Regions from separate parts of the Homo sapiens genome. Here region 2 is linked to region 1. The links are chromatin loops, found by intact Hi-C in ENCODE. Cell type or tissue: PC-3. All regions are shown on one strand. Links, peaks and the distances in the headings refer to the core of each region. The heading gives the core; the rest is flanking DNA. Region 1 holds the start of LOC105378329 (a long non-coding RNA gene). Region 2 overlaps JMJD1C (jumonji domain containing 1C).

Region 1 (16,277 bases), core at 5,246-13,245:
GTGTTGATTAAATATATGCACACACTTAGGATTACAGATCACAGAGCAAATTATGAAAATCATAAACATTCTGGTATGGTCATCCATAGGATTATGAAAAAGAAATACTGAATTGTTAAATTTGGATGTTAGAAAGGAAAGATAGGAAAAACAATGAGTACAGAAATCCTCACCATCAATTTGGATGGGTTAGCTGTCTCAGGCATAAAATGTAACACAAAATTCAGATTTATGTATCCTGGAAATGTTCTGGGGTTCCATCTGTTTTAAAGTTAGACGTCTGTCTGCCTCACATTTAAGCTTTAGAGAGAAATCCTATGTTTTAAGAAGTTTCTTTGTGTTACTTCATTATGACACATAATGCGTGTTAAGGTCTTTCTAGATAGCATTTTAAATGGAATTATTTTCATTTTCATTATGAGGTATATACTTGTAATGATCTAAAGAGGTTAGAAATATAAATAAAAATTCAAAAGAACACAATATATGAACGGCATTTTTTTTCAGTGTTTTAGTCTCCCTTTAAATCGTTCACTGTTCTGAAAAAAGAGATTTACAAAACAAACATCATGTCAGAGGCTGATGAATTGTTCCCTGGGAAAACATTCTACCCCTTTACCTACTCATCAGTATTTTAGTCTTAAAACACTCTCCTTATGGTCTGTCCTTGGTAACGTTTTTTAAACTGCTTTTTATAAGACAATGCTTTGAATTGAAATTTTAAAGCACAGGATTGATAATTGTCTATAAGTGTAAATAACTAAAGGACCATGCTCAACAAAAGCAGGAAAGTCACCATGCGTACTGTTTACCTTACAATCCCAGATTAAGAGAGAAAAAGGCAAGCGTGTTATTTTGGCATTATGTGCAAATCAAATCAGCATCTATTTTTTTTTTAATTCAAAAATATCCACTGATTACCTGCTTCTTATGAGAGCACTGTTAGGTTTCTGCACAATGCTTATATCCAAGTAAAGTAGCATAGAATTAATTTAAGGGAAACAATTCTTGCTCTTAATAAAATGAATTCACCATTACCAACCAAATCAATGTTTGGATTATTTGAGTATTATTTATTCTAGAATTTATTCTTGGCTATTGAATAATTCATGTGGTTCTCTCAGAGCAGTTTTTGTTTTTTAATTATTGGTTCCCTTCCCCTACCTCTTACATCCAATACATTGGTAAATTGTTTTGGCTGTCTTATCTCCAGAATACATCCTGAATCTGACCATCTCACTCTTGAAACCTTACTACATTTTCAGTAGCCTTGCAAATTTTTCAAGGTGACTTTTAACCTTGAGTCCCTTAGGACTGCCACAGTTTCTTATATTTTCAACCGGTGCCTTGGGGAATACTCATAAAAAGAAAGTTGTGAAGGGAGAGAACAGGATCAGATGCTTTTGCACATCAGTCTTGTGTTTTTCTCTTCCAATCACTGTTTAATGCTGAGATTTGGAAAAGATGCGTGAGGAGAGTTAATGAAGCCAGGTTAGAATATCTGGCTGAATTCTAATGTGTTTTGACAGGATGTTAAACTACTGGGAAACATGGGGTATATGTGGGCATTTCCCCCATGGCAATGCTAAGCATAATTTAAGTCACTCTCAATTTGAGGGCTACAATAGATATGGTAGTGCTAAGAGTCAATAGTAAGTACCTGAATTAGTCAAGGTTCTCCAAAGAAAAAGAACAAATAAGATATGTAGAGAAAGATTTATTTCAAGGGATTGACTGGTGATTGTGGACACTGGCAAGTTCAAAATCTACAGGGTGGGCCAATACACCAGAGACCCAAGGAAGAGCTGATGTTTCAAGTACAAAGGTAATTCTGCTGGTAGAATTCTCCCTTCACCGTTGGATGAGGCTCATCCACATTATGGAGAGTAATCTGTTTTACTCAAAGTCTACTGACTTAAACACTAATTACATCTAGAAAATACCTTTACAGCCACATAGACTACTGTTTGATCAAATGCCTGGGTACCATGGCCTAGCCAAATTTGACACATAAAATTAACTATCACAGTATCCTTAAAATTAAATTCCAAAAGCTAGGCGTGGTGGCTCACGCCTGTAATCCTAGCACTTTGGGAGGCCAAGGTGAGTGGGTCACTCGAGGCCAGGAGTTCAATACCAGCCTGGGCAACATGGCAAAACCCCATCTCTATGAAAAAATACAAAAATTAGCTGGGTGTCGTGGCGCATGCCCATATTCCCAGCTAATTGGGGGGCTAAGCTGGGAGGATTGCTTAAACCTTGGGAGGTCAAAGCTGCAGTGAGCTGAGATTGTGCTGCACTCCAGCCTGGGTGACAAAGTGAGACCTTGTCTCAAAAAAAAAAAATTCCAAAAGAAACTCCACTTCAAAATATAAAGTCATAAATTCAGTATGTAGAAATTATAAATATTTTATTAATTTATCTTGTAACGAAAGGGGATGTTGTAGCACGTGATGTATTTGGAAGAAGAATTAATACTTTATAAGGCTTGTGATGCCCCTTACATTCAGTTGTGATAACCAACAGTAGTATATGTTTGTTTTCACACTTTGCGAAGAGGCATCATCCCGATTTTACAAATACGCAGAGACTCACTAGTGACCAACCTGTGACCGGGTGCAGTGGCTCATGCCTGTAATCCCAACACTTTGGGAGGGTGAGGCGGGCGGATCACTTGAGCACAGTTGGAGACCAGCCTGGGCAACATGGCAAAACCCCATCTCTATAAAAAATACAAAAATTAGCTGGACGTGGTGGCTGGCGCACACCTGTAGTCCCAGCTATTTGCGGGGCTGAGGCAAGAGGATCGCTTGAGCCCGGGAAATTGAGGCTACAATGAGCTGTGATTGCACCACCACACTTCAGCCTAGGTGACACAGTGAGATGCTGTCTCAAAAACAAAAACAAAAAACAGTGACCAACCTACGACCCAAGCAACCGCAATGTTTGTGACTTCGGACTCTGTTGTTAATTACGTCACAGTTGGTTGTCTTAGAGATCACAGAATACTTGGAAAGTTAACATGGAAATGATTCCTTCCATACATGTATTATATAATACAAAAGTTTCAGATTATCAGAATGTTAAATGAAGTAAAGTTGTTAAGTCATTGGAAGTTAATGGATTTGGTTTCAAGAGTAGCTTTAGTACAGAGAGAAAGGATGCTTTTAAAGTGAATAGAAAAAAATGAAGACAAATAATTTACTATCAGTTATGGACTAAGACAAACAGGAAGAATCTGAAGAGAGGATGCAGCTGAAACAGGAGGAGTATCCTCTCAGGAAGTGCTTTCCTTCCTTCCTCTCCTTTCCACCAACATTTGTTCCACGGCTTCCTCTCTTCAAACCACACCTTGTAAACCCTTTTATGTGCTCTGTTCACAACAAGAATTTCATGTGCTGTTCCATACTGGGTTTTAACTAATAAAATGCACACACACACACACAAAAGGCTAAATGCCTTTTTACACAGGAGATTAACTTTATTCAGTCTTTAAGCTGAAAGCAAGTACAGTTAGGATATATAGCAGGCGACAGTTTCCATATGTTCTAGGAAAGTGGAGCTGTATTATTTATAGTTTACAACATGTTGTATAAAATTAAAGCTAGCAAGGGGGCTCCCAGGGAGGTAAATTAAACAAAGAAGGGAAGACTTAGAGAACTCTATTTTGCTATAATCAGAGAACATGCCTATAAGAAAGCACTAAAAAAAATAATATTTAACATTAAACAATATGCAAAAGTACTTGGGGTGTTTACAATAGCTTAAATTCTAAAATTAAAAAGGACATTGAAGACTGAGAAGGGGAAAAACACCTTAATTTTGTAATCTTAATAGAAAGAAAAATGTGTCCTAAAAGCAGGAGTAAATAAATGTCATTAAAAAGGTGTATCTTCCAAAGTGCAAAGACACGTTACAAGAAATCAGGTTGCTCTTTGACCCACCAGTCTCAAAGCACATTAGACTGCAGCAAGTAATAATTGCTTCCTCATTTAGATTAGACAATGAGTGCTCTCTGCAAGCTGCTCTCCTCTAAATAGATTGTAGAGAGTAATTGAAACAAGTTATATGGGGAAGTGGAGTGACCGATTCCTCAAAGTGTGGGAGCAGAGCTATGGTAACCTCTTGAGCCTGGCCTTCATCCTGTTCCTATTTAGGGAATCCGCGGGGCAGCCAGTGTTGAGTGCAGTCTGCAGTTCGCCGGCTTTATTGTTCAGACTTGAAGAGAAGGTCACATGCCCTCTTTGACAGAGAGGTTTATGGGCTCTCTCTAATTAGCAGCACCCTCCACCAGACAGACTGTTGGCCACTTTCCAAGAACGGGACTTGGTAGCGGCCACTGATGAAGGAGAAAACAAGGTTATTTACCCTGCGACTGTAATTCTTGGCACAAATTCTCCCTTTACACTCAGACACGTTTTTTCTTTTGTTCCAACTTGCCTTTGGAATCCTGATTAGGGCGTTAAGAGAGGGAAATGCAGCTATATATTTAGTGGTGTAAGCAACCCATATGTTGGCCTTAGATACTTTTGACTATTCTAAGACCTCATACCAAAAGAGAGAAAGAAAAAGGAAAACGAAAAGGGCAGCGTAGTCGAGCGTTGCTTGCAAATGTAACTGCTTAAGCACATGCCCACACACAACTCCAGAAAAGGAAGTTTAATTTGCAACATCTATAAAATAACGACAGTTGTATGGTAGGACACAGAAATCCCAGCGGTAAAGTGTGATTGGGCTTAGCTATTATTGGAGTGTTAAAAGAGTACCGGGAATATATTTGGCTTGTCCTGTTCTGTCAGTTCTGTAGGCCGGTGGATTAAGCTGATAGAAATGCTTTTTGGTTGATTTAAACCAGATGCTCCGACTATTTTTGTCCCGTTTGCAGGCGCAGAAGCTCTGCATAAGGCAATACTGCCCCCCTCGGCCGACCGCCAACTGCAAGGCGTAGGAGACTGCTCTCCACTAGCCACCTCGGCCATAAAACCCTTTCAAGTCCCTATTATTATTCCAGGCACATTCCAAGGGGATTGAGTCACAGAGTTCACTTGGCTTTTCTCCTGCCCTGAACTGCCTGTACCAGGTGGAATACGACTCTCAACTTCAAATATGGAATCCAAAAGCAGTCAAAGAGCGCTTTAGAGCAAGCCCCAGATGCGAACTCTACTGCCACTTCTCCCCCTCCCCCAACTGGGGTTTGCTGGCTGCGCAGCTGTAGTCCCACGCCAGCACTAAGGTCGCCTGGTCGACAAATGAGGGTTTTCTTTGGGGCATCCTGTAGAGCTGTCCTATTTTCTCTACCACTTTGAGAAGCCCCAAGGGCTGCTTGGCGGCGAGGCACAGACTGGGCTGAAAACTTTTCCGTTGGGCAGTGCGTCCCGGAGACCCAGGAGGCCCAGGCCGGGAGCCCAGGGGGCTGGAGGTTCTGCTGGCTTTTAAGTCTGCTAGGAGGGAAAACTCCCAGCCCCTCCCACGCGTCCTCCCAGACTCGCCGGCCGCCTGCCCCGGGCGGGGAACGCGCACATCTGGCGGCCCAGGAGCCACATCTGATGCACTAACCCCCGCACCCAGATGTCCAAGAGGCCGGGGGAGTCAAAGAACGCCAGGGGCGGGGCGACCGCGGCTGCGGCTCCTCCCTCGGGCAGAGGGAGTCCAGATGCGAGGGACGCCCTCCAGAGCCGAGCTGGGCCGGCCGGGCAGCTAGGGTGCTGGGAGGTTGCGGTGCAGGGTGGGTGGGTGCAGTGAGGCTGGAGCCACGCTGGGGGGGCTGGGCTGGCGGGGGGAGGCTGGAGCCGCGCCGGGGAGAGGGAGGCGGCGGTTGGGTGCTGGAGGGCGCTGGTGCCGTGCCAGTGGGCGGTGGCGCCTTACGCCACCCGCCCCACCCCCGTCACCGTGCCCGCCCCACTGCGTGGGATTTTACAACCTAGGTCCCCGGGAGGTGGTGGTGGAGGGAGGGGCGGCGGGGACGTTTCCGGGGCGGGGGAGGGGCGCACTGCTCCAGAACTGGACCGAGGGCGGGGCTCCCCTCTGCTTCTCCCCTCTGTTCCAGCGCTGAGACGCAGGCCTTTCCTGGCGCGAAGCGACTCGCCCCGGAGCTCCCCTGCACCGTCCTGGGTGTCAGGACGCGTCAACCCAGATGACCCGACCCGGAGATCCTGGATCCTCTGCCCTCTTCCCCCTACCAAGTCCTTAACCGGAGAGGGAGGAGCTACCAATGTCCTCCAGACGTTCTCCAAAGCCCGAGCTGCCGGGAGAAGCTTGCTCAAGGCGGGTGCGCCCCTCAGACGTTTGTTTGCACGCAGGGGTTTTGACGTTTCGCTAAGCAACAGCGTTTGCCAGGGAATCAGGGCTGTTTCGAAGAGCTTGCGTCTATTTGATGCTCCCATCTTGAACAAATCGTTTCCATTCGATTTGTTTAACCAAGGCGAGGGCGGACTATGTTGTTACTTAAAAGTTATTCTTCATCCAAGCTGTCCTCAGATTTTCATCTAAGGGTGTCATAACACCCCAGGTCGTTGCGCAAATGTTTTGTGACAATTTAGAAAACCAGAGGGGGGAAATATCCTTAGAGAAAAAATCATAACCAACAAGAAAATTATGTTAAATGATGTTGGTCCTTTTTCATCGGATGGTCCCAGTTGACACATAGTCTTTTACAAAACCAGTGACTATTCACAGTCTTCAATTTATGGCACATCTCCCGGTGGGGGCGAAGTGCATGAATGGGTCCCACCTTATTCACCAGCTGAAACTCTGAACAAGCCTTGGGGTTTCCTCTCCCAAAGACTGCCAGGCTTCACTAAGAATCAAAACAAAACAGGATACTAAATGCCTGCGGTAAGTTTTCAAATATGAGCTCTTCCATTGCTTATTTCTGTGAATTGTGGCAAATTGCATAATGTCTTTTGCCCCTGGTGCTGCTTAGAGACAGGGTCTCACTGTGTTGCGCAGGCTAAAGTACAATGGCACGATCCTAGCTCGTTGCAGCCTCAAACCCCTGGGCTCAGACTATCCTCTGGCCTCAGCCTCCCAACCAGCAAGGGTTACAGTCGCATGCCACCACACCTGGTTAATTTTTTATTTTTGTTTTTTAGAGATAGGGGACTCACTATGTTGCCCAGGCTCGCCTGAAATTCCTAGCCTCAAGCATTCCTCCCAGCTCAGCCTCCCAAAGTGTTGAGATTACAGGCGTGAGCCACCATGCCTGGCAAGCTTCATCATTTCTAAAATGTAACTGTATATTTTAGAGTAGCATAGGAGTGGTGTAAGGGTTAAGGATTAATGATACTGCAAATCAAGTGCTTAACACAAAGTTTAATGCATAGGAAGAACATAATTGTTATTATCAATGTGAGTAGACTGTTTACCACCAAAATGAAAGGTGTGGGCAATGGTAACTGGGTAGCCTCCAGAGATCCTTTTTTAAAAGGAGTATGAGTTTTAATACATTCGTTGAATGAATAAAACCCACAACACTCTAGGCACATCTCCAGTCCTTGCCCTGGCAGGGCTTTCAGTCTAACTAGAGGAAATTGGATGAAATGATAATGATGCATACCTAGTCTTTCGTCATACTGTGAAAGCCTTTTAAAACATGGATTTGACTTCTGGGTTTCCCATTATAACCACTTCCCAAAGAAGATTGTTCGTTCTTTCAGAAAATTTCACTAGGGTGATGATAAGGTATTAACAGATGTATGTTGAAAACATCCTCTTCCTTTTTCTGTGTAGCCCCTTCTTCCTTTGGAATTTTAGAAGAATCTGATCAAGGCAACCTCTGTATTAAGTGAAAATTTGGGAACTCAAAAATATATTAGATGCACAGAAAGTGCAATTCTGAAAAGGTCAGGGCTATTGCGTATAGAGGGGAGCTGCTGAAACTATAGGAGTCTTTTAAATTTTTCAGGCTCAGCTTCCTTTGCTTTAAAGTTAAAGAAGGGTTGGACTAGTTCTTCCTTCCTGCACTCAAACTCTTTGGTTTCAAAGGTAGCTGTGTCCAGGTATTTTCTGTGTATTCCAGAGCCCTGACCAGGAGGGGAAGGACTTTGAGAGGCTTTGGGCTTGACAAAATATCATGACCAAGTGTGGTGGCTCACACCTGAAATCCCAGACTTTGGGAGGCTGAGGCAGGAGGATCGCTTGAGCCCAGGAGTTTGAGACTAGTGTGGGCAACATAGTGAGACCCTGTCTCTTAATAAAAAAAAAAAAAAGGAGAAAGAGAAAAAAAAACCATGGAGTGAAGAGAGGCTAAGGAACTCAGACCAGTACTGAATTATAAAGCAAGGTAAAGTGTCTATAACCAGGTATATATTAACGTATTTCTTTCTTTTTTTTTTTTTTGAGACAAGAGTCGCGCCCTGTCACCAGACTGGAGTGCAGTGGCATGATCTTGGCTCACTGCAACCTCTGCTTCCCAGGTTCAAGTGATTCTCCTGCCTTGGCCTCCTAAGTAGCTGGGACTACAAGGCGCATGCCACCATGCCCAGCTAGTTTTTTGTTTTTTGTTTTTTTGTTTTGTTTTGTTTTGTTTTTTTTAAGTAGAAATGGGGTTTCACTATGTTGGCCAGGATGGTCTCGATCTCTTGACCTCGTGATCCGCCTGCCTCAGCCTCACAAAGTGCTGGGATTACAGACATGAGCCACCACGCCCAGTCGTATTTCTTTCCTTTTTTTTTTTTTTTTTTTTTGAGATAAAGTCTCACTCTGTCACCCAGGCTGGAGAGCAATGGCATGATCTCGGCTCACTGCAACCTCCACCCCCCGAGTTCAAGCAATTTTCCTGCCTCAGCCTCCCGAGTAGCTGGGACTGCAGGCGTGTGCCACCACGCCCAGCTAAATTTTGTATTTTTAGTAGAGACGAGATTTCACCATGTTGGCCAGGCTTGTCTCGAATTCCTGACCTTGTGATCCGCCCGCCTCAGCCTCCTAAAGTGCTGGGATTACAGGTGTGAGCCACGGTGCCCGGCCAACATATTTCAATATATATAGTGGATATATTAATATATACATTGGTATATATATTTTAAAAATAAGAGGTACCTATGTATTTATTTCTGGCTTATCTATAGTATAGATTCTGTATACACACAGATCACCCTGTGAGTCTTCCTAATACCTACAAAACAGGTAGAATTTTCTTCTTTTGTCTATGATCGTGGTCTGAAGGATGACTTTTCAGCAGCAGAAGGGACTGGAATGGAAGGTGTCCATAATTTTGGCTGGAAGAGAGAAGTGTGCCCTCTTGTGGGTCTCCTGTCATGTTCTCAGAAAGTTCCTCAGGATAGAGCTGTGGCCTTTGTGGTCAGGGCTCTAGTCCCATTTTACCTTCAGATGCCTCCTATGCAATTTTTTTCTCATCATCTTCCCTGAGAAATATTTCCCAAATAATAACACAGCTCCCTCATCTCCCTAAATTACCTCCCTCACACTCCACATCCAGTGGATCAGCCCTTCCTCTTAGGTCTAATTTTTTTTAAAACTTTTATAAGTTTAATATTGTCACTGTATGTTTACATATTCATTGGTACAATTTACATCATCTTCTCCATTTTTGCAAAGATAGCATGTACACAAAGATACATATTCAATAACTGAGAAACAAGTGAAACTTCTGATCTATACTTTCAGGTTTGTTCAATCATGATACTTCTGATAAGGATCATGGACATACCAGTTTTACCTCTCCCAGAATGACGTCGCCATTTTATCTTAAGAGTTTACTCTGGGTTTTATTGCAGAATACAAATTCCCTCAATCGCTTTTTTCTTGCAGGTTCCTTTTTCCATAATTTTTTTCTTTTAACCAGCCTTTCACCTCACCCAAAGGCCACAATGAAGTCGAAGAAACCTGTAGATGACAGCTTTCACAGTCTTTCTCTTGTCTTTTCATGTACTGAAGTATGTTAGAGATCTGACTGGCAGCTTCAGGACACTCGGAAGCAAGGGGGACACTCTATTAAGGATCGCTGAAGTATGCCCACATGTCAGGTTTCTCTCAGATGTGGTTAAGTCTGGAAGTGGAGGAAACAACTGGTGTCTAAATATGACTGAAACGTCCAGTGGACAATGCAGAAATAAGAGAGGCATTCTTGACACAGTTTCTGTATGCTGAAGATGCCAAAATATTCAAGAGCCATCGGATTCCTGAAGCTGCTCTCACTGCACCAGCAAAGGCAAAAGCAGCCATCCCTCTCAGCTCTAATTTATGGATATGGATGTATCCCAAACCCCATCCCTTCTTACTACCTCCTGCACTAGCAACTAGTCCAAACCACCATCATTTCTTGCCCAACCTGCTGCAATCACCTCTTAAGTATTTTCCCTGCTTCCACTCCTTCACCGTATATTTCATTCTCCACACAGCAGCCAAAGCGGTTTTTTTAAAAAATACAAATGAAATGTGCTCACTCTACTATTCAAAATCCTTTAGTAGTTTCTTTTCACACTTGGATAAAATCCACACTCCCTCACCACAACCTATATGACTGGACTCTTGCCTAATCTTCTCACCTCATCCTCTATCACTTTCTTCCCTGTTCATTCCTCTCCAGGAACTGGCCTTCTCACTGTTCCTCAGAAATATGAAGCGGACTACTGCTTTAGGGTCTTGCATTTGCTGTTTCCTCTGTTTTCAACCCCCAGACCGTCACATGGCTTTCTCTCTTACCTCACTCAGGTCTCTGCTCAAATGTTGCCTCAGAGAGGACTTCCCTCATCACCACCCCTAATATAAATGAAGCACCGTAGCCGTAGCCGTTCCCTAACCAATTGCCCTACTTTATTCACCTTCACATCTCTTATCAAATATCCTGTTTACCTGTTTACTTGATTATTGTTTGCTTTACCTCTAGAATGCATGTTCTATGAGTGTAGGGACTTGGTCAATCTTGTTCAACAAGGAACTTCCAGTCCAAAACTGTACCTGTCATAGAAAAGGCACCCAATAAATATGCAAATCAAACTACGGTCACTCAGTGACAGAGAAAGAATGAGAACAATTTAAATAGTGTGAGGAAGTGTGTTTACTATTTTGCTCAGTAAATGTATGCACTAGAACAAGTATGAGATGGGAGATGTGAATCTACTTTATCTCTTAGTTCCCCTGTGCTATTCACAGTATGATCAATGTGCCATGCTGGGTGTTTAAAGATGCTGACAGTTTGAACAGCATGGCCCTTACATGCAGAGAAGTTCCGTAATGAGTTTGAGTCCTGGATTCACCACGTTAGTGTCTGACCTTGGGGAAGTTACTTACGCTTTCAATGCCTCAGTTTCTTCATCCATGAAATGAGGCTAATAATAGTACTACCTCTATAGGATTGTTATAAGGATTAAATTAATAATATAAATATCTTAGAACAGTGCCTAGAACATAGTAAGCCATGTCTGAGTATTTTTAAAGCAAACCTATTTGGCTGTACTTGGTTCTCCCCTTTCTTGGGGACTTTATAACTTGAGTACTTATAAGATACTACTCTGCCCAGCACTTTGGGAGGCCGAGGTGGGTGGATCACGAGGTCAGGAGATTCAGACCATCCTGGCTAAAATGATGAAACCCCGTCTCTACTAAAACTACAAAAAAATTAGCCAGGTGTGGTGGCGGGCGCCTGTAGTCCCAGCTACTCGGGAGGCTGAGGCAGGAGAATGGCGTGAACCCAGGAGGCGGAGCTTGCAGTGAGCCAAGATCGCGCCACTGCACTCCAGCCTGGGCGATAGAGCGTGACTCCATCTAAAAAAAAAAAAGATGCTACTCTGAAGTGACTGGCATTGGAATTTTCATCATGCTTTTAGACCAGTAATTTTAGTTTTAGCACCAAGTACAATAATTATTTTATAACCATTGCTAGTCTAGCATTTTTGCTTAGCCATAAATTCCATTTAAGCCAAAATATCCCTAACTTTGCAAAAAACTGTACCTTCAGGGGACACCACCCAATTATAGTTGAAAAAAAGATGTTTCTTCCTTTTTAATTCTGTAGGCTTTTCTTGGCTGGCATTTCCATAACATAATATTGTTATTTGGTAGTTGAGTGTCAGTCAGCTCTACAGAAAAATAAATACCAGTGATCTTGCTAAACCTGTGTACCAAATCATTCCTGAACTAGGGGAGTGGGCCAGATAACCTTTGGAAGGCTTTTTAGCTCTGTTTTTCTGTGGTTTTCGTAAAATGAAAATAGCTCAGAAATTAGAGGTTCTAGATTTAGCACTATGTGAACTGGGCCGGGATGCTTTGTGAATCATGGACAATTGAAATAGTTTAAACTCAGCTTATTTGGAACAGATTAGGTCCATATTCGGGTTGAACAAGAATGAAACCTGTTTGAACTGTGGACAGGCTGTCAGCACCCTTCTAGGCTCAGCTTTTCACTTCTCTTTCTAGGGCCTTGACTCGTTCATATATAACTGTATGAATGCCTCTTTAGAAAGGACTGCAAACACCTCCAACTAGTGTTTGTGAAACCTCCTTGAGGTATTCTACATATGATTCAATAATAAACACCTTCTGCAGTCTTTACCTTAGTTATGGTCCCATAAGTCATGCATTTATTCATCCAGTAAATATTCCCTGAGGGCTTAATATGTGCTAGGAATTGTGCTAGTACTAGCCACTTAGTTGTCCAAGTTAGAAACTAGGAGTTGGGCCAGGCACAGTAGCTCACGCCTGTAATCCCAGCACTTTGGGAGGCCGAGGTGGGAGGATCACCTGAGGTCAGGAGTTCGAGACCAGCCTGGCCAACATGGTGAAACCCCGTCTCTAGTAAAATTACAAAAATTAGCTGGGTGTGGTGGTACATACCTGTAATCCTAGCTACTCGGGAGGCTGAGGCAGGAGAATCGCTTAAACCTGGGAGGCAGAGGCTGCAGTGAGCCAAGATCGTGCCACTGTACTCCAGCCTGGGCAACAGAGTGACTCCGTCTCAAAAAAAAGAAAAGAAAAAAGAAAAGAAAGAAAAAGAAACCTAGGCGTCGTCTTAAATATACCCCCCTCATTCACTCCCCACATTAGGTCAGCCACCAAACTGGTGCCAATACTACCTTCCAAATATCTCTTGAAGTTTTGTTCTCCTCTTCACTCGCTCCTGGTGCCACTATGTTGGTAAAAGTGGTGTAAGCCCAGCTACTGTAGAAAGCAGGGCACAAAGCAGTCTGCTAAGGAGGGGGAAGAGGAGGGGAAGATGGGACACAGTGAGATGCACTGTTATACTGTTTACTGTTGTGCAGTCATACAACAGGTCACTCAGCAGGCATGGGACGTCCCTGGAAGGGTTAACAAGGAAGAACTCCATCTTGGACTATTCCACATGAGAAAAAAGAGTGAGTGTGTCTTCCTGTCTCTCTCCTGGATCCATTTGCCATTGGTGAAGGTTTACCCCATGGAGAGATAAACACCCCTGAATTGGATTGTGTCATCTGGCCGCTTGGCGGCTCTCAGGAAGGCAGATCCCAAGCTCAAGGTGTGGTACTTGTTCCAACTTCAAAAGTAAAGCAACAGGCACTCTGGAGATCTCAGAAAGTACACAAGGTTTGTTTCTCAATATAAACGAAGACCTCAGAGTTTTTTCCTTCAGATTCTTGCAAACGCCTACTAAGAGGACTTTGTACCTCTCACTTACTCCCTTCTAATCCATTCTTTACACTGCACCTACGGTGATCTTTGCCAGACTCAAATCTTTCACTAGCTCTCCTTAAACTCCAGGATACACTCTAAGATCTCTCCTTGCCTGCTTTCCAGTCCTCTTATTAAAGAGAAGTTTTACCAATTGAATCAGATGGTCATTCCTCTCAAGTTCTTTGTTAGCATTTATTGGTTTCTTTTTATTTTTATTTTTGATACAGAGTCTTGCTGTGTCACCCAGGCTGGAGTGCAGTGGCACAATTTCAGCTCACTGCAACTTCTGCCTCCCGGGTTCAAGTGATTATTGTGCCTCAGCCTCCCAAGTAGCTGGTATTACAGGCACACACCACCACACCCGGCTAATTTTTGTATTTTTAGTGGAGATGGGGTTTCGCCATGTTGGCCAGGCTGGTCTTGAACTCCTGACCTCAGGTGATCCTCCCACCTCAACCTCCCATAGTGCTGGGATTATAGGCGTGAGCCACTGCACCCAGCCTATTGGTTTATTATTCAAAAGTAATATACTTACTATAGGAAATTTGGAAAATACAGAAAATATGAAAAAGGAAATAAAAATCACTTTCCTTGAGGAAAAAACTTCTATTAACATTTTGGAATATATCCTGGCCATATTTTTTCTATGAACATATGTACATGTTTTTGAAATCTCAGAGGCATATCTTAAATAAAAATTGTACTTTAACAGTTACTACACTGAAGTTAATACTCAACCAAAAGTGTGTCAAGACCACCCAAATGGTTCAATTTGATAAATGCACTTTACAATAATTTTTTTATTTTTTAATTTTATTTCTTTTCTACTTAAGCATGAAAAAAGGTATGTTTACATTTCAGAAATATAACACATTAAGAAGCCCTCTATAAACATAACCCTTTCCCAATATATTTTACTGCTTTGTTTTAAATACAATTACCTAATAATAAATAAACTTAGATAACAATCTAAAAATCGTAATTGCAACTGTTAACATTTGCTTTGTTATATTGGAAGAGAAAATTTAAAGTTATAATAAACTGTTTGCTACATCATAGCCTAAAACTAGACAAAATTTGTCCTATATTAATTGAGCTTAACAAAAATTGTTTATTTTGTGATTCTATAAATACCAATATAATATTTTTACTCTATTATAAGTAAATTGATGTATTAGCATCACAAATTACTGTTTTCTCCCAGTCAGCCTATGAAATATGAACTTTCCATGGTAGTTGATAAAAATACTGTGTTTAAAAAAAAAAAATCACACGGTCAAGACTAGAATTTGAAAACAATAGCAGGAGCTGATATTTAAAATCACCAAGACCTATTAAAACGACAACAGCATATTTAAACAAAAAAATTAAGCTACTAAATAATGAATGCTTGTATAGTCATAATGAAATTAGAGTAAATCTATATTAATATCATGAAAACACATCAAGTTTCTATTAGAGGAACAGAATCAACACTATCCTAACTTTTCTAAGAATTATTTTGAATATAAAACTTTTAGAGCCAGGCGCGGTGGCTCACGCCTGTAATCCCAGCACTTTTGGGAGGCTGAGGCGGGCGGATCACGAGGTCAGGAGATCGAGACCATCCTGGCTAACACAGTGAAACCCCGTCTCTACTAAAAATACAAAAAAAATTAGCTGGGCGTGATGGTGGGCGCCTGTAGTTCCAGCTACTCGGGAGGCTGAGGCAGGAGAATGGTGTGAACCCGGAAGGCGGAGTTTGCAGTGAGCCGAGATGGCGCCACTGCACTCCAGACTGGGCGAGAGTGAGACTCCGTCTCAAAAAAAAAAAAAAACTTTTAGGGTACAAATGGCGTCATACAAAAAAGACAGTTACGACTCTGATATTGGGACATTAACTTTTTAATAACTGGAAACCCTTGAGAAAATATTAACACATTTATAAATCAAAGACATCTCTTGTGATTTATTACAGAACCACTTAAGGTTCATTAGATAAGCACTCGTTATTTTGTTAATATTAATACAATTAGAAAATATTTGCTGTTGGTCATGTTTTATTTTATACATTATATTATTCTCTTAGGCCTTCAATTAAAGATAATCATAGAAAGCAAAGCATAACATTCTTAATGAAAATACTAAAATTCCAATTATATTCAAATTGCACAGTTATTTTTAAAATCTGTTTTCAGAAGTTTATATATATTCACACATATACATATACATACACATATACACGTATATGTGTGTGTATATACACACACATATATATATATATTTTTTTTGAAACAGGGTTTCACTCAGTCACACAGGCTAGAGTGCAGTGGTGTGATCTCAGCTCACTGCAGCCTCAATCGCCCATGCTCAAGTGATTCTGCCACCTTAGTGTCCCAAGTGGCTGGGACTCCAGGTGTGCACCACCACACCTGGCTAATTTTTGTTTTTTGGTTTTTTTTTTGAGACGGAGTTTCATTCTTGTTGCCCAGGCTGGAGTGCAATGGCATGATCTTGGCTCACCGCAACCTCCACCTCCCAGATTCGAGTGATTCTCCTGCCTCAGCCTCCCGAGTAGCTGAGATTACAGGCATGTGCCACCACACTCAGCTAAATTTGTATTTTTGGTAGAGGCAGGGTTTCTCCATGTTGGTCAGGCTGGTCTCGAACTCCCAACCTCAGTTGATCCACCC
Region 2 (16,277 bases), core at 1-8,000, 470 kb before region 1:
TTAATAAAATATTTTGTTGTTCAACATAATTTGTTTCTGCAAAACAGGAGTAAATTCTAGTTATTCAAAAATTTTGGGGACGAGTCCCCACATACGGATTACCCACTCCCAAATAAATTAGGGGATAAAATAAATATATTAGGTTGGCTATAAAATGTTTTTTTGTTTGTTTTGGGAGGCGGGGTCTGGCTGTGTCACCCATGCTAGAGTACAGTGGTGTGATCTTGGGCTCACTGCAACCTCTGTCTCTTGGGTTCGAGCTATTCTCCTGCCTCAGACTCCAGAGTAGCTGGGATTACAGGCATGCACCAATACACCCAGCTAATTTTTGTATTTTTAGTAGAGACGGGGTTTCACCATGTTGCCCAGCCTGGTCTCGAACTCCTGACCTCAAGTAATCTGCCGGCCTCAGCCTCTCAAAGTGCTAGGATTACAGGCATGAACCATCATGCCCGGCCTCAGTTCACTGATTAAGAAAAACGCCTCAGGCTACCACAGTATCTTCTAGATGTTTAATGTGAAAATAATGTGATTGTATTTTATCTATAGAATGGGAGAGATGAGACTACATTGACTTGCCTATGACATCCTGGTAGTTGTTTACTGGACATCTATGATAGGAATTTGTCTATTTGACATTCACCTCTTATAAAGGCCATTCCAAGAAGCAGCTCCTTCCCTGCTGCCCTTCTAGAACAAGAAATGAAGAGTGAATGACTTTGTAAATCTCTCTTGAAAAGTGTATAGAAGTCTCAGTGAATGTGTTTATAAAAAAGGGCCAAACGGAGATCTAAATATGTACACATTTGCTGTCCTTTTTGTTACTTGAAGGGTTGTGCAAATACTACCTTTCTGAAGCCTTCCCTAACCCCAGGCAAAATTTATTACAGCTTTTCCAAATACTTTGTATATACCTGTTATATAATATTTAGCATAGATGGGCCAATCCTCAGCATCTTTTTTAAAATTTTTTAACCATCACATCACCAATGCCTGCCTAACACTTTTGAATAAGTTGTAAATACAAGTTTATTTTTTGTTTTGAGACAGAGTCTTGCTCTGTCTCCCAGGCTGGAGTGCAGTGGCACAATCTCGACTCACTGCAACCTCCGCCTCCCGGGTTCAAGCAATTCTCCTGCCTAAGCCCCCTGAGTAGCTGGGATTACACGCCTGCACCACCACACCCAGCTAATTTTTTGTATTTTTAGTAGAGATGGGGTTTCACCATGTTGGTAAGGCTGGTCTCGAACTTCTGACCTCAGGTGATCCATCCGCCTCAGCCTCCCAAAGTGCTGGGATTACAGGCGTGGGCCACCGCACGTGGCCCAAGATAGTTCTACCTTACACTTACGTAGGGCATGGCATGTGTGGCTGGAAACAGTGATCCCTGAGTCTTTATCTTGAACTTCTTCCACTTACTAAAGCAAACCTGTATCACCTACCTTGAACCGTTGTTTCCATATTCCACAGTAGCCCCACCTGTCAGTTACCATCCTTACTATGCTGCCAGAGGACCACACTCGCTCTCCTTGGGAAAGCAGTCAGTTCGCATCTCATCTTATACTTCCTTCTCATTTTTTTTTTCTATTTTTTTGAGAAAGTCTTGCTCTGTCGCCCAGGCTGGAGTGCAGTGGCACGGTCTTGGCTCACTGCAACCTCTGCCTCCCAGATTCAAGCAATTCTGGTGCCTCAGTCTACAGAGTAGCTGGGACTACAGGCCTGTGCCACCAGGCCCAGCTGATTTTTATATTTTTAGTAGAGAAGGGGTTTCACCATGTTGGCCAGGCTGGTCTCAAACTTCTGGCCTCGTGATCTGCCCACCTTGGCCTCCCAAAGTGTATTTGTTTACTCATCCAGCTCTCCACATCTTTTATCATCTGCAAAATTTGGGTCAAAGACTAAGGGGTGGTGAGGTGGTGTTGGCTTCTGTACCCATAATGCCCTTCCTCTCAAAGTGGAGTCCATTTGACCCACCCATACAACACAGGTCCTTGGTATACCCTCCGCTGGCCCCAGGGCTGAGGTCTTTTTCACAGACAAGACACAGAAGGACAATCCTGTTTTAGCTATAGCCAGTTGTGAAAACCTCCCCAGCCAAGAAAGGGAACTAACTTACAAGGCATGCAGCCAGTGACCTGGAGCCTGCCAACATTTCATTGTCACTTAAAAGTCAATTAATTGTCATTAAAAGAACCAGGCTGATTACTGTGGGAGCCAAAGTACTTCACATACTACTCACATTTGCTATATTTTTATACGGTTTCAAAGCATATCTATCTAGGTTTACATAGTAATTGCATAACCAGGCCATGTCATAACTTTTGCAGTTGGAAAGGTCTGAGTCTGCATCCTGGTGACAGGCCTGGCAGCATACATAACCTTGTGTCTTGGCCAACTTGTTATCCCAATTCATACTGAATACTGTATTGAATACAGAATGATAACTAGCTGGGCGTGGTGTCCCACGCTTGTAATCCCAGCACTCTGGATGGCCAAGGTGGGCGGATCACCTGAGGTCAGGAGTTCAAGACCAGCCTTGGCCAACATGGTGAAACCCTATCCCCACTAAAAATACAAAAATTAGCTGGGCATGGTGGTGTGGGCCTGTAACTTCACCTACTTGGGAGGCTGAGGCAGGAGAATCACTTGAATCTGGGAGGCAGAGGTTGCAGGGAGCCGAGATGGTGCCACTGCACTCCAGCCTGGATGACAACAGCAAATTAGCAAACTCCGTATCAAAAACAAAAACAAAAACAAAAAACAAAAAAACCATTATATAGAATAACTAAATCACTTTTTCCTCTCCCATGGCTGACTGCTGATCTCATTTGTGAGAGCATCTTTAATAGGCTGGCATCTAGAAACAGAACATGTTGTATCAATCTATCTATGGTATACATGCACAGAGCAAAGTAAAGGTATGACAGCACTTTTCTGAAGCTTATTAATTTTACCCAGATGTTATTAAATCCATAACCCATCTACCAAGAAGGGAAGTGACAGAAAACCAGACACTGATTCGTCTGGGTATTACAGTCCCCAGATGCATGGCAGAAATGAATTTGAATGCACGTATTGATTATTCATGAAAAATCCATATTCCAGTAAAAACATTATCAATTAGGGCCAGGTGTGGTGGCTTACACTTGTAATCCCAGCACTTTGGGAGGCTGAGGTGGGAAGATCACTTGAGCTCAGGAGAGACCAGCCTTGGTAACGTAGTGAGAGAGACCTCATCTCTTCTAAATAAATAAATAAATAAATAAATAAAATAAATAAATAAATAACATTTTAAAAATCACGCCTCTAATCCCAGCACTTTGAGAGGCTGAGACTGGCAGATCATCAGGTAAGGAGTTCGAGACCAGCCTCGCCAACGTAGTGAAACCCCATCATCTCTATGAAAAATAGAAAAATTAGCCAAGTGTGGTGGCATGCACCTGTAGTCCCAGCTACTCCGGAGTCTGAGGCAGGAGAATCACTTGAACCTGGGAGGCGGAAGTTGCAGTGAGCCAAGATCACGCCATTGCACTCCAGCCTGGGTGACAGAGTGAAACTCAGTCTCCAAAAGAAAAAAAAATTAGCTGAGCACAGTGATGCGTGCCTATAGTCCCAGCTACTCGGGAGGTTGAGGCAGGAGGATCACCTGAGCCCAGGAGTTCAAGGCTACAGTGAGCTATGATTGCACCACTGCACTGCAGCCTGGGCAACAGAGCGAGAGTGTCTCAAAAAACATTATACACTAGAATGGGAAAGAACTAAAGTAAAGTATTCACCACGACTTTCCCTTTATAAAGGCTCTTTGTTGTTTCTCAAATTATTGTACACATTTAAGATAACACCATACCACCGTCTGGAGGGAGCTGACATACTCAGACATACTCCTGAGGCGCATCAGACCCAACCAAAAGGATGGAGAGAAAAAGGCCAGAGGAACTGCTCCAGTGATTAGGGAGTAATCAGCAATCAATCAACTCCCCAGCCTTCCAAAAAGCTTACAAATGTCATTAAGGATGTAAGCATTATGGTCCTCTCTCTTCACCCCAGATTTACAAGGAATTAATTAGGTCAGCAGCATGGAATTCAGACTATGGATACAATATTCTTCAGACTACGGATAGAATACTGTCATTAAGGTGGGTTTGCACTGAAACAAGCCACATTACCTGGCTTTATCTTCGTTAGCTTCAGCTATTCAGAATAAGTTGTAAATATGGTTAAAAGGTGGCTCATGCAAGAGCAAGAGAAGCAAAAGGTTTTGAGGAAAAACAATCACCACAGACTTTGGGATCCTGGCAGGCTTTAGGGGACCAGCAGGTGGTACTCTACTCCAGAATTAACACCTTGGCTTTCACTTAATTTTACATCAAAATTAAATCAGATGGAACATATGAAAGCATTAGACAAAAGCCACTTTATCAGCTGAGGCACATTTGGAAAAATGGTATTTAAAAAAGTCAAAAGCTCACCAAAGAAGGTTCACAAAATCATCTGAAATATTCCTCAGGCCAATTTTTCTTTCTAGCCAAGTAGTCATTATCCATCCCATGATAAGTATAGGTAATTAATGTGAAATGCCACATGTAGGTAATTCACATGAAATGTAATTGCTCACATTCCTGGCTGAACCTTGCCTGAAGTGGAGGGTGTTGTAACAGATTACATGGAGCTAAACGATGGTGACATAAGGAAAAACAGTATAAACTAAGCAACTTGCAAGGTGTCACAACTTGGACTCCCACTTTTTTCTTTTAAGCTGAATGCTTTCAGTTGAGAAGAAAGGCTATCCTCTCAATATCCTGCAGGTGTCAGTGGAGAGCTACATCTTTCCAGTAACTTAAAGGGTTGGGAATATGTCAGCCTTAACCAACCGACAATAGCAGCCAGCTATTAAAACCAAGACTTCAAATTAATTAAAATAACTTTCTAAGGTCATACAGTAAGTGGCAGAACTCATATTTATACCCAGGATGACTGACTTCGGGCTCTTCTCTGCCCCCAGTGTCATGCTTGTCAACAGAGGGAGTACTCTGGAAAAAGTCAATTTTTGATAAAGTCCTTTTAATGGAAAATGTAAAACCCCTTTCAACTTTAATGTACAAAGCCATATGTAACACTTGCACTTTAACAAAAGCAAGCCAATGTTTTAAAAAAATACATCATTAAATGTATATATGTATATATTTACATAGCATATTAAGTTTAATATTTAGCTTTAAAAGTTCACATAAATTTTACCAAAATGAGACAATTTTAAATAAATTACACCTTTTGAAAATGTTTAATTGTACAGTCAATAGCTTCAACAAAATATTGAAGTGTCTGTATTTAGTATCTACTTTATATACTTTATACTTTACAAATTTTACAATTATTTGGCAGTAATTTTCTGATTATGACATGACTGCTGTGCGATTCAGCAATTTCCCAGATGCAGGCAATAGCTGGTGTTTGTGTCCTATTCTCACAGTAACTGTCTCAATGTAGTGAAAAATATCAGTAATTTTAGTAAACTGTACAAGGTCACATTTACACTTGATCAACAATATAGCATAGAATTTTTTATTTTTTACCAAAAATAAATACATCATTTTAAATCTGGCATTTTCACAAACATCATATACACTATAATACAAAACAGCTATATAGTGCTGCTTTTAAAATTCTGCTTGTTTTATAACATTGAATCACAGGAGCTGTGACATATGCTATACTGCTGTGGTGTCAGTAACAAGTAATTACTACAAAGAGAATTTCTTGGCACTGATGGTTTTATGAAGCTTAAAGTCAGTGTGCATACATATCATCATTCAAGGTTAAGTAATCCCAGTTCAACAACCTAAAAATATCAAACTGGATCACACTTAATTTTCTTCCATATCCTCTACTTCATCCTCGTGTATCTTCAAGGCTCTCACCATTTCTTTGACTGCATGATACAAAATATTTTTAACCTGAAAGAGATGTTGATATTTCTAATCACTTCAGTTCGACAGAAATTAATTAAAAAATGACAACTTCCAGATTTAAAAAAATAATAGGGAACTAGGAAAGCCAAATATAAGAAAAATGTTTGAAAGTGTTAAGCCAAAAGGGACACTATAAATCATACAATTAAATACATGTTGGTGTTAATCTTTGGTTGTCACCCTAATGTGACCAACTAGGCAATGACTGCCTAAGCTGTTATACATGTATCATATTTCTGAATATAAAAAGCCTGAAGAACAGGACCTAGAACACCCAACTCTTACCTGTAGTTTATCATCATAATTGATTTCTTCCTTCAAAAGTCTCAGTTCCTGTGTTAAATGAAATGACTCTACAAGATGTTCTGGAGACACAAAATCTTCAGTTACCTGAATACAGCTGTGAAAATTCTGAACCTATCCCCAAAAGAAAAACCGTGAAATACAAGTTTTAGGAGGTGGAGCAAAGAAAAGCCAAGTTATTTAAAACCAATAAACACAAGAGACAATTCTGCTGGAGAATTTACTTTCTCCAAAACATCAAATGGATTTTAAAGCAGAAGACCACATTTTATGAGAAAGTTATGTCACTGAAAAGCTTCATGTAAAGTGACTTTGTAAATGGAATATTTTTAAATGATAAAAAGAAAATAACTTTTCCAGGAATCCTTTGGAGAGGCTGATAACCAGATATTAAATTATCAATTTTGCCAAAGTGGACTTTTAAAAAATGTGTTACTTTTAAAAACTAACTTGAAAGAATTTATGAGGCAATCTATCTGAGTATGTTTATTGTTGCTCCATTGGCTTTCAGGATTTTGGTCATTTCACTGTTAACTCTTACATCAGAGAATAAAGAAAAGAAAATGAAACTTTGTTAGGAACTGGGATGGAAAATGTAGTCCCAGACAGATCTACTGACCTCGACTGAGTTTCAGAAATATCCCAGGATTTTGGTTATTCATGCCTTTCTTTTGTGACTTTCTTTCAAATTAGCCAATTAAAGATACCCCTTCAATCACCGGTGACATCAGTACAACAGTTTTTCAACAGTTTTCTCTCTCCTGACCAAACAGTTTTCCCAAGAAGCCAGTCAATAGTCTTATCTGTTATTTGTTCAGCATTTACAAACTGACTTTGCACTTGACTATTAGAGCTGCTTTCTATTAATGCCAGTAAAACAACAGAGGAAGGCCCAAGCTGATCCAATCTGGGATTTGTGGTGTTTCTAGATTGTCTTCTAGTGATATTAAAAAACATCATAAAAATTCCTGGGAAAGGAGAAATAATTGAAAAACTAAGCATTTAAAGTTACTCTAAGTATGCAAAATAAATTTAATTGGGAGGAGTGAGATGAAAGAGATAGTAAGTGGGAAATGGAGACTGTGGGGAAAAAAAATCTAATTGATGATAGGGTGATGGAATTCCAGAGGGGCTAGAATTCCTCCTCTGGGCATAATGACCACCTGAACAGCTGCTGAAGTCTGCAGAGTTCTTTAACTCAAGCACTGTGCCTCTATTGATAACTTGGTAGCATAGTAAAGTAAACATTCTCTTTCTTTAATCATTAGGCTGTTGGTTCCTCTGGAGGATGAACATAGTGGATGCCTCACATTTTCAGCATTTCTGTACAGTCTCACTGGCTCTTCATAATGTGTCTGTAGAACAGATGCTCTATTTCACAGAGCAGGAAACTATGGATGAGATGTTCAGCGCCTGTCCCAAGACAAATCAGCCAATAAATGGCAAGTCAACAGGAGCCCAACTCCTGCGGTGTCTTGTCTAACAGATGCTTTACAGTCCTGCTTATTAACTCTCATACCAGCATACAGAGTCTCCAAATGCCCTCTCTCCTTATGTCTTTCATTTATCTGAACTTAAGGAGAGTAAGTCTTTCCAAAGTTTTAGCATGAAAGAACTTTTGGTATATCTAGCTCTAGCATGTCCTAAAATCATTTGTAGCTCCAAAATGTATACTTGGTTCTTTTTTTATATAATTTATTGATATTCTCACTTTGTTCATCCATCGTTTTCCTGATTTCTGCTGGCTCTTTGAGCATATTTAAGACAGTTGTCTAGTAGTAAGTCCAATGTCTGGGCTTCCCGGGGAAGGTTTTTGCCAATTTATTTTCTCCCTTTGAATGGGCCATACTTTCCTCTTTCTGTGTATGCCTTATACCTTTCTGTTGAAAACTGGGCATCTGAACATTACAATGGGTAATCATATTCTCTCCCTGCCTCAGGGTTTGCTGTTGTTGATTCCTGAGGGCTCCAGTCATCCATTTGTTTAGTGACTTTTCCAAACTGTTTTTGCAAAGGCAGTATTCCTTGTTGGGTGTGGTCACTGAAGTCTCTGTTCCACTATCTCACTGGTCAGCCAGTTACCTAACAGAGATTTCCTTAAATGCCAAAAATCAGCTGCCCTTTTCTTCATTAAGCAGTCTCTTGGTTGCTGTTGTAAGTTTTCAATTAGATTCCAGAGTTCTGAAAAAGTTCATTCTGTCAGTCTTTGCCAGCTTATGGTTGTTTTAAAATGACTTTTAGAACAGTAACCTTTATTAGTGCTTACAAGATGCTATTAGGTTTCCTAATGACCCCTACCTGATATATTTTGGATAAAGGCTTGAGGGTTACTTTGAAGAGCCAAGGTTCAGTTTTAAAGCAGAACACAACTCAGCTTCTCATTCTGATTATCCCTTTTCTTTGCCACATTTGACTCATTTATATTTCACTTCCTTGACATTGTCTTATTCATACTTGCCTAAAAGCATCAGTTATAATTATAAATAGGTAATGTTAAGAAAATATAATTTGTATTCATAGTAGGAAGGTTATTATATTGACACTGTGATTGCTATTTACTCAGTTATTTGTGAGAACTTAGTGTGGAAAGATTTTGCCAAGAAGTCCTTTTGGTCATATAAATACAGAGAATTACAACTTTACAATTTTCTAAACTCATGATAAATGACCAAACACAATCAAAGTTAGTATTTTTCGACAAATTTTACTAAAGATTATGTGTTAACTTAAAAAAAAAACAACTGTTGCTGTTTTTAAGTAAAGGCCACTCTAAACCTCAGAATACTACAGCTGAGACAAAAATCCTGGAGGTCAGGGTCATTGCTCTGTGGAGGGATGTACAGGAGTTTCACAGACTGAGTCCCAGTTACCAAGGTAAGATTTGTAAGTCTCCAATTCTAGAATAGTTCTTAGCATATAAAGAGGGCTGTGGCTATGCTGCTTTCCCTCAGCTTGCTAAGATTATATATCTCAGCTTCCTTGAACAGACAGCCCACTCTTCTCAGTTTGGCTCTGGCAATGGTCATTGCTGACGGGCCAAAGAACAGAATGTTGTTTCTTCCCTAGCACTGCTGGCCCTTGTCATGCAGAATCACTTGGTTGAAAATTTTTTGATAGGTGCCTTGGGTTTGCATGAGATTCCTATTTGTGTGGTTTCCAAAGTGTGGTCCCTGAACAGTAAAATCAGCATTTCCTGGAAACTTGTCAGAAATCTATAGTTTCAGGTCCCTCCCCAGACCCATTGAAATCAGAAACTCTGGTGGTGGGGTACAGCAATCTGCTTTATCAAGCCCTCCATGAAATTCTAACATATGCTGAAGTGTCAGAATACTGATTTAGAGTCTGATTATTCTGAGGGCCACCTATAGCCTACTGGAAGTGTTGAAGTCATTAACAGTTTTCAGAACTTCTAAGACCTAAACAGGTTGTAAGTAATAATGCATCTCAAATCCAGGTTAATATTGTAAACACTTATTACTTCCCTTGAATTTTCTCTTAAAACTGCATTGCCACCAATTGTGAATTACGGACAACATCCTTTCAACAGAGTATAAAGAGCTGTGTTGTTGTCATTACACCCCACAGGAGAGGAAAGGTAGCAATTCCCTTTTGTACAGCTGGCAATTTCTGTGCCAAAATATGTAGCAAAGAAGTTAGATCTTGTTTTGGATCACTCAGCAATTTAGTGGCAGAGCTCAGAATATAATTTGTCAGTCTAGGTCATATATGCTGCCTTGGTGTATTTAGATATAACATTTTTTATAGATGTAATCTTGTTTCTATAATCTATGTGAATTTTCTAACTATCTCAAAGAAAATGTGTATAGACATAAAGTGGATTCCAACCTAAGTAAACTTTTGGAAGTAGCCAGAGAAAGCACATATAGGAAGAAGTAAACATTTACATGTTTTACAAAAAGCCCAATACATATAAATTATAGAAAGCCATAAATTTGTTTTCCTCTACCCTTGTGCAAAAACATGTTGTTACTGAGAACGTATTTTCTGGCCTTCAGAATAGAGACTTATTAATAATACAAACATTAAGTGCATTATTCTAGGCATGGGAAGAGAGCAATGGAAAAGATAAATCTCTTACTTCATCATGCTTACGTTCCAGTGGGGGTTAAAAGACAAGCAAAGTGAGTAAATTATAAAGCATATTTTAAGGTGACAACTGAAATGGAGGAAAATAAAGCAGGAAAGACGACAGAAAGTTGGGGGACACAATTTACAGCTTTAAACTAGACCTCACCAAGAAGGTGAAATTTGAATGAAGCCTAAAAAAGTGTAAAGAAGCAAGTCTTACAGATACCTGACAGAAAAACGATTCCAAGCAAAAAAGATTAAGAAGCACAAAAACCCTGGGGGAGGGGGGAAACATACTTGGTGTGTGTGAAAGAAGCAAAGAGGGCAGGATGGCTAGAGAGGAACTAGGAGAGCCATACGAGATGAAGGCAGTGAGACAGAGGGGGAAGTGTGGATATGTAAACCAACCTAACTTTTTAACAAGGTCACTTTGAGCCTACTAAAAGACCACTGTTCCCAAAAAAGTAGCAGCAGGGACACAAGTGTAAGCATGGAATCTCTTTGGGGTAACAATGATTGCATCTGGAAAAAAGGAACTGGGGGAAAAATGTGAGATACTGAATTTTCACCGTGAACTTTTTATACTTTTGAATTTTTCTGTTTATGTATTACATTTTCAAAAGAAAAACATTAAAAAGTAGTATTTTCAACAAATAGTACTGGAACAGCCAAATGCCCATATGCAAAAAATTGAACCTCGCTCCATACTATGCACTACATACAAAGATGAACTACATTGCATACCCAAATGTAGGACCTCAAACTATAATGGTTCTAGAAGAAAATGAGGAGAAAATCTGAGTGATCTTGGGCTAGGCAACAATTTTGTAGATACTATGAAAATACCATCCATAAAAGAGAAACTGATCAACTGGACCTCATCAAAATGGAAAAAACCAGCCAGGTGGGTTGGCTCATGCCTACAATCCCAACACTTTGGGAGGCCAAGGCAGGAAGATTGCCTGAGCTTAGGAGTTCGAGACCAGCCTGAGCAACACAGCAAGACCCCATCTCCACAAAAAATTAAAAAATCAGCTGGGCATGGTGGTGTCCATCTACAGTACTAGCTACTCAGGAGGGTGTGGTGGGGGGATCACTTGAACCCAGGAGTTTGAGATTACAGTGAGCTATGACTGTGCCACTGCACTCTAACCTGGGCAACAGAGCAAGATACTGTCTTTTAAAAAATGGAAAAATGAAAAAAAAATGCTCTTTGAAAAGAGAAGCTACAGGAAAGGAAAATGTATTTGTAAAACACATTATCAGATAAAAGACATTATCAGAAATTGGCAAAAAACACTCAAAACTCAGTAAGAAAAAAAGCAGCTAAATAGACAGAATATTTGAACACATATTTAACCAAAGTAGATATACAGATGGCAAATGAAGATATAAAAAGATGCCCAATGTTTAGTCATTAAGAAAGTACAAAGTAAAACCACCATGAGACACCACTGTACACTTACTAGAATGGTCTAAAAACAAAACTGACAGTAACAAGCACTAGTGAGGAAGCAGAGGAAATGAAACTCACATAACCCTGCACTGGGAAATGAAAATGGAACAACCAATTTAGAGAATAGTCTGGCAGTTTCTTAAATTTAATCATACATTATAGTATCACCAGGCAATCCCACCATTCAGTATTTACTTAACAGAAATAAAAATCTTTGTTCACATAAAACCATGTATATGAATGTTTATGATAGCTTTATCTATTATTGCCCCAAAGTGGAAAAAACCAAAATGTACTTCAGCTGGTGAATGTACGGATTTAAAAAATGAAAAAAATATTCATACAACTACCCAGCAATAAAAAAAGAATCAACTGATAAATACAACAATAGGAATGAATCTCAAATACATTAAGAAAAGCCAGACTTAAAGGGTACATACTGTGTGAGTCCAAATTTACAGCATACTCATAAAAGAGGAACTATAGGGACAAAAAAGCAGATTAGTTGCAGGAACTTTGGGTGGGAAGAGGCTGACTATAAAAGTGCAAGAGGATGCCGAGCATGGTGGCTCATGCCTGTAATCCCAGCACTTTGGGAGGCCAAGGCAGACAGATTACCTGAAGTCAGGAGTTCGAGACCAGCCTGACCAACGTGGAAAAACCCCATCTCTACTAAAAATACAAAATTAGACAGGCGTGGTGGTGCATGCCTGTAATCCGCAGCTACTCGGGAGGCTGAGGCAGGAGAATCGCTTGAACCCGGAAGGCAGAGGTTGCAGTGAGCCAAGATCGCGCCACTGAGCTCTAGCCTGGGCAACAAGAGCAAGACTCTGTCTCAAAAAAACAAAAAACAAAAAACAAAAAAAAAAACTGCAAGAGGGAATTTTTTCGGAGTGATGGAATTGTTCTACATTTTGATTATGTTGTTACCTAACTATGCATTTGTTGAAACTCACAGAATTATACATTAAATAAGGTAAATTTCACTATATGCAAATTATATCTCAATTTACAAAAATGACTACACTACCTAGGTTAACTTTATAAAAACTGACATTGGATAAATTCAATATGTGAATAAAGATCTTCAAGGGAATCTACTTTGTATTATCAAAGGATTATTCCTATGTACAAAAAGATTTATAATACTAGTCTCTTAAATAGGCTCTTCTTTTGAGAGCATTTACATTTGAATACAGATTAGCTATTTTCTGCTAAGAGTCTAGAAGTCAAAGAAATGGTGTATAGGGTGAATCCCAGATTAAACATGAAACATAAATAATATGACATCTCTGAAATAATCATAAGTCCATGGGAAAATATAACCACTTAATGTAAATACATTTTTTCCAGGAAATTATCATAGAGAAAAAGGTATTTATTATTATGACATTTGTATTTTACTACTGTATCATAAATGCCATTTGAGATCTAATAATGATAAATCTGACCCTGAATCTGACACATCCTAAAAGCTAAGCAATTATTATCACCTAAGTAGTATTTGTATGGAAGAGTGCCATAAATGCTAAAACAGTCAATGACTATACTTATATAAAATGTGAGAAAGTTTCCTTGGTAAACTAATATACATCAGCTACATCTCAATTACTTAGCAGTGGAAAAGGTGGAGAACCAACTGTTGAGGCAAAGCAGCTTTTGAGTTTTTTCTGGTTTCCCTGGTACACCTTGTTAATTTTAAGGGTTAACCTGGGCTGTAGTAGCCCCATTCCACCTATAGGAATCCACTGTGTACTTTTAATCCCACCCTCCATAACCACTGCATCTATTCTATGCCATTTTTCCCGGTGCTGGAAAAATTAGGTATTTTAAACTAGGTATTTATTTTAGTTTTTATGTTTTGTGGATCAACAGTTATATAAATTACATACCATCTTTCTTTAGACAGGCCCCTGATATGCTAGCATGCTGAAGAAAGGTAGGAGGTATGCTTAAAGCCTGATAAAAAGTCTGTATACTGTGTCCCCCCATGCTTTTAAGCCTCACTATTCAGAGGTATACATGTCACCAGGAGGGCTTAAAAATCAGATTTCGATCTATTAAATCGGAGACAGTATACAAATAGAAATCTGGCTCATGTTAAAACAATTTAAAATCTTAAGGAAATTATGTGAGATTTCTGCAAGCACTGAGATGTCATTCTAATAAAGGCAGACTGGTGCAGGTAATTCTCTTATTTGCATCTTCTTCCATTTATATCTATACTAAGAGCAATTTTTTTTTCAAAACTAGTTCTTTCAGTCAGTAAAAAATATGTTAGAAATAAGTTTGTATATACCTGATGAAGTGCTCCCGCTGGCAAAACAATAGCATCACCAAGGAACTGAATAAGAGTACAGGTTCTGACTCCATATTCTTCAAGCAGCCTTTGACGGAGCTTTTTGTTCACATACCAACTTTGGTCACGTATTGGATCATGTTCTGGTAGAACTTCAAGGCCTTGTTCTTTTGAAATCTGAAATATGAATTAAAATAGACACTCCAATTTAAGTAAGGAAATGGTAAATCCTGTTCAGTTAAATTTCAATTTTATTTGTAATAACAAATCTTTTCTTCTCAGAATCAATGGAACAACTGAATGAGCTTCTTCAGTTAAAAAATAACATTCTGCAATAATTTGGAAAGCCAAAGAATATTAAAACAATACAGCAATGCTGAAATGCTCTTAACAGTTTACTACTTCCTTCTCACCACCTCCTTCCACTATGAAGTTTCCATCTATCTGGTTTCCTTCCTTATAACTGTTTCAAAAGTATAGCACATGGATGAGGAACAGGGTATTTTTTTTTTTTTTTTTTTTTTACCAAAAGCCAAACCATTCATATGTATGGATTTCATAAACATTTATTGATCCTTTTTTGAGGTAAGTATAAATACCTTTACATGGCTAACCTTCTAACACTTGAAAAATCAATTTCAAGGGACTCTTTAATCAGTTAAATAATCTGCTTTAGAAGGCACAAATGATCATACTTCAGATTAAAATACAGGTAAGTATTCAGGGATAAAATGGTACAAAAAAGGCTGTAACTCTTTTACTTCACATTGATCACAGACAGAACTTACATCCTTTCAGAAAGATGATGTATCAGCACTGAACATTTCTTAAAACAAATTTCCATAATTACGAAGTTTAAAAAGTACCTGAGCAAAGGGTTTCAACCAATTATTTCAGGTTGATATATAAATTTCTTTCAGAGTATATGCCAACTACAGTCAAGGTATGATTACTCAAAATCTGAGTCTACTCAGTAAGTATCATAGTATCAGATGTGATAGAGTAGAATCATTCCCTAGGTCAGCAGCCAAAAATATCTATCAGATTCAAAGAAAATAAAGATCCTACCTTCTTTAGACGTTTCCATGAAATATTTGTTTTTACATCCCGCGACTCCAGATAGCTACTTTTCGCCACCCAACTAATATCTGGCTCAAGAACAGATCAGTCTTTTATTAACAGGGAATGGAGGCACACTACCAACTGGGAACAAATCACCATTCAAAACCCTCAAAATGTTAACAGACTTTCAAAGAGGAGCAAGAGAAACAGGGTTTTGACTTTCAACAAAAACTCCCATCTACTTTGAAGTAAAAATTATGTAATGGTCTTATATTGTTGAATGCCAAGTGAAGGTACGGCAACAATGAATAAGTCCTTGCTTGAGGGGAAGAGATATTATTTGCAAACTAACTTATACCTTTTGAAGAAATTCCCTTATCTTGTCAACATCTTTCCCAGCATAAATATGCCACAGAGCACCAGGTATTTCACTTGAGTCCTTCAATCTTTTCCTTAAAATGTCATCCAAATCTTCTTCCTCAAATTTCTTGAGAATTCCTGAAACAAAGGAACATAATTTCAAATTGTCGGCAAAGAATACCAGAAAGCCAAGTCTCCTAAAGTTGATCTATCAGAGCAGCAGAGTGCCTGACTAGGATCAGTACTTTTTCTTTTTTGGTCACCCAGGCTGGAGTGCAGTGGCATGATCTTGGCTCACTGCAGCTTCCGCCTCCCAGGTTCAAGCAATTCTCTTGCCTCAGCCTCTCAAGTAGCTGGGACTACAGGTGCAAGCTGTCACACCCGACTAATTGTTTGTATTTTAGTAGCCGTGGGGTTTCACCATGTTGCCCAGGCTGGTCTTGAACTCCTGAGCTCAGGCAATCCACCTGCTTGGGCCTCCCAAAGTGCTAGGATTACAGGCATGAGACACTGTCCCTGGCCAGATCAGTACTCTTAAAAAAGAGTCAAACACAGTTATATGTTCATAACTTTTAGGACTACAAGAATAGATAAGTGGATACAAAGCAATAGTGATTTTCCCAGTTTGTTTTATGCAAACCAAGAAGCAGGAGATAGAAAACCTAAGAGCAACTATGTAAAATTTAACCACCTTCCTTCCCTGTTCCAAGGGGGTGGTCCTAACAATGACTTGTACTCA

The links. Peaks named below come from ENCODE experiments on the same cell type or tissue, not always from the same donor. Only the 100,000 strongest peaks of a DNase experiment are listed, where the experiment ranks them.
Region 2: it touches region 1 in a loop (9-fold over the local background); 67 of 110 quality-filtered maps call a loop at or near these places.

What each region holds. Positions count from the first base shown.
Region 1 is chr10:63,624,646-63,640,922 of GRCh38, forward strand. REEP3 (receptor accessory protein 3) reads left to right here. Exons shown (of 8, transcript NM_001001330.3): 8 at 1-483. It overlaps LOC105378329 (a long non-coding RNA gene), which reads right to left and starts at 468. Exons shown (of 4, transcript XR_001747467.3): 1 at 174-468. It also overlaps the pseudogene MRPL35P2. RefSeq lists enhancers at 4,371-4,580, 4,971-5,150, 5,161-5,210 and silencers at 5,681-6,010, 12,424-12,523. In PC-3, for the core only: a CTCF peak has its summit at 9,252 (motif pointing left); DNase peaks (open chromatin) are centred at 5,686, 5,796, 6,256, 9,246 and 1 weaker place; H3K4me3 peaks cover 2,034 bases; H3K27ac peaks cover 3,194 bases.
Region 2 is chr10:63,162,181-63,178,457 of GRCh38, forward strand. JMJD1C (jumonji domain containing 1C) reads right to left here. Exons shown (of 26, transcript NM_032776.3): 23 at 15,537-15,676; 24 at 14,117-14,293; 25 at 6,255-6,386; 26 at 5,045-5,954. The coding sequence ends at 5,865. Among named protein-coding and RNA genes, the nearest start is that of NRBF2, 37 kb to the left of the region's middle. In PC-3, for the core only: CTCF peaks have their summits at 4,801 (motif pointing right) and 5,010; DNase peaks (open chromatin) are centred at 2,341 and 4,811.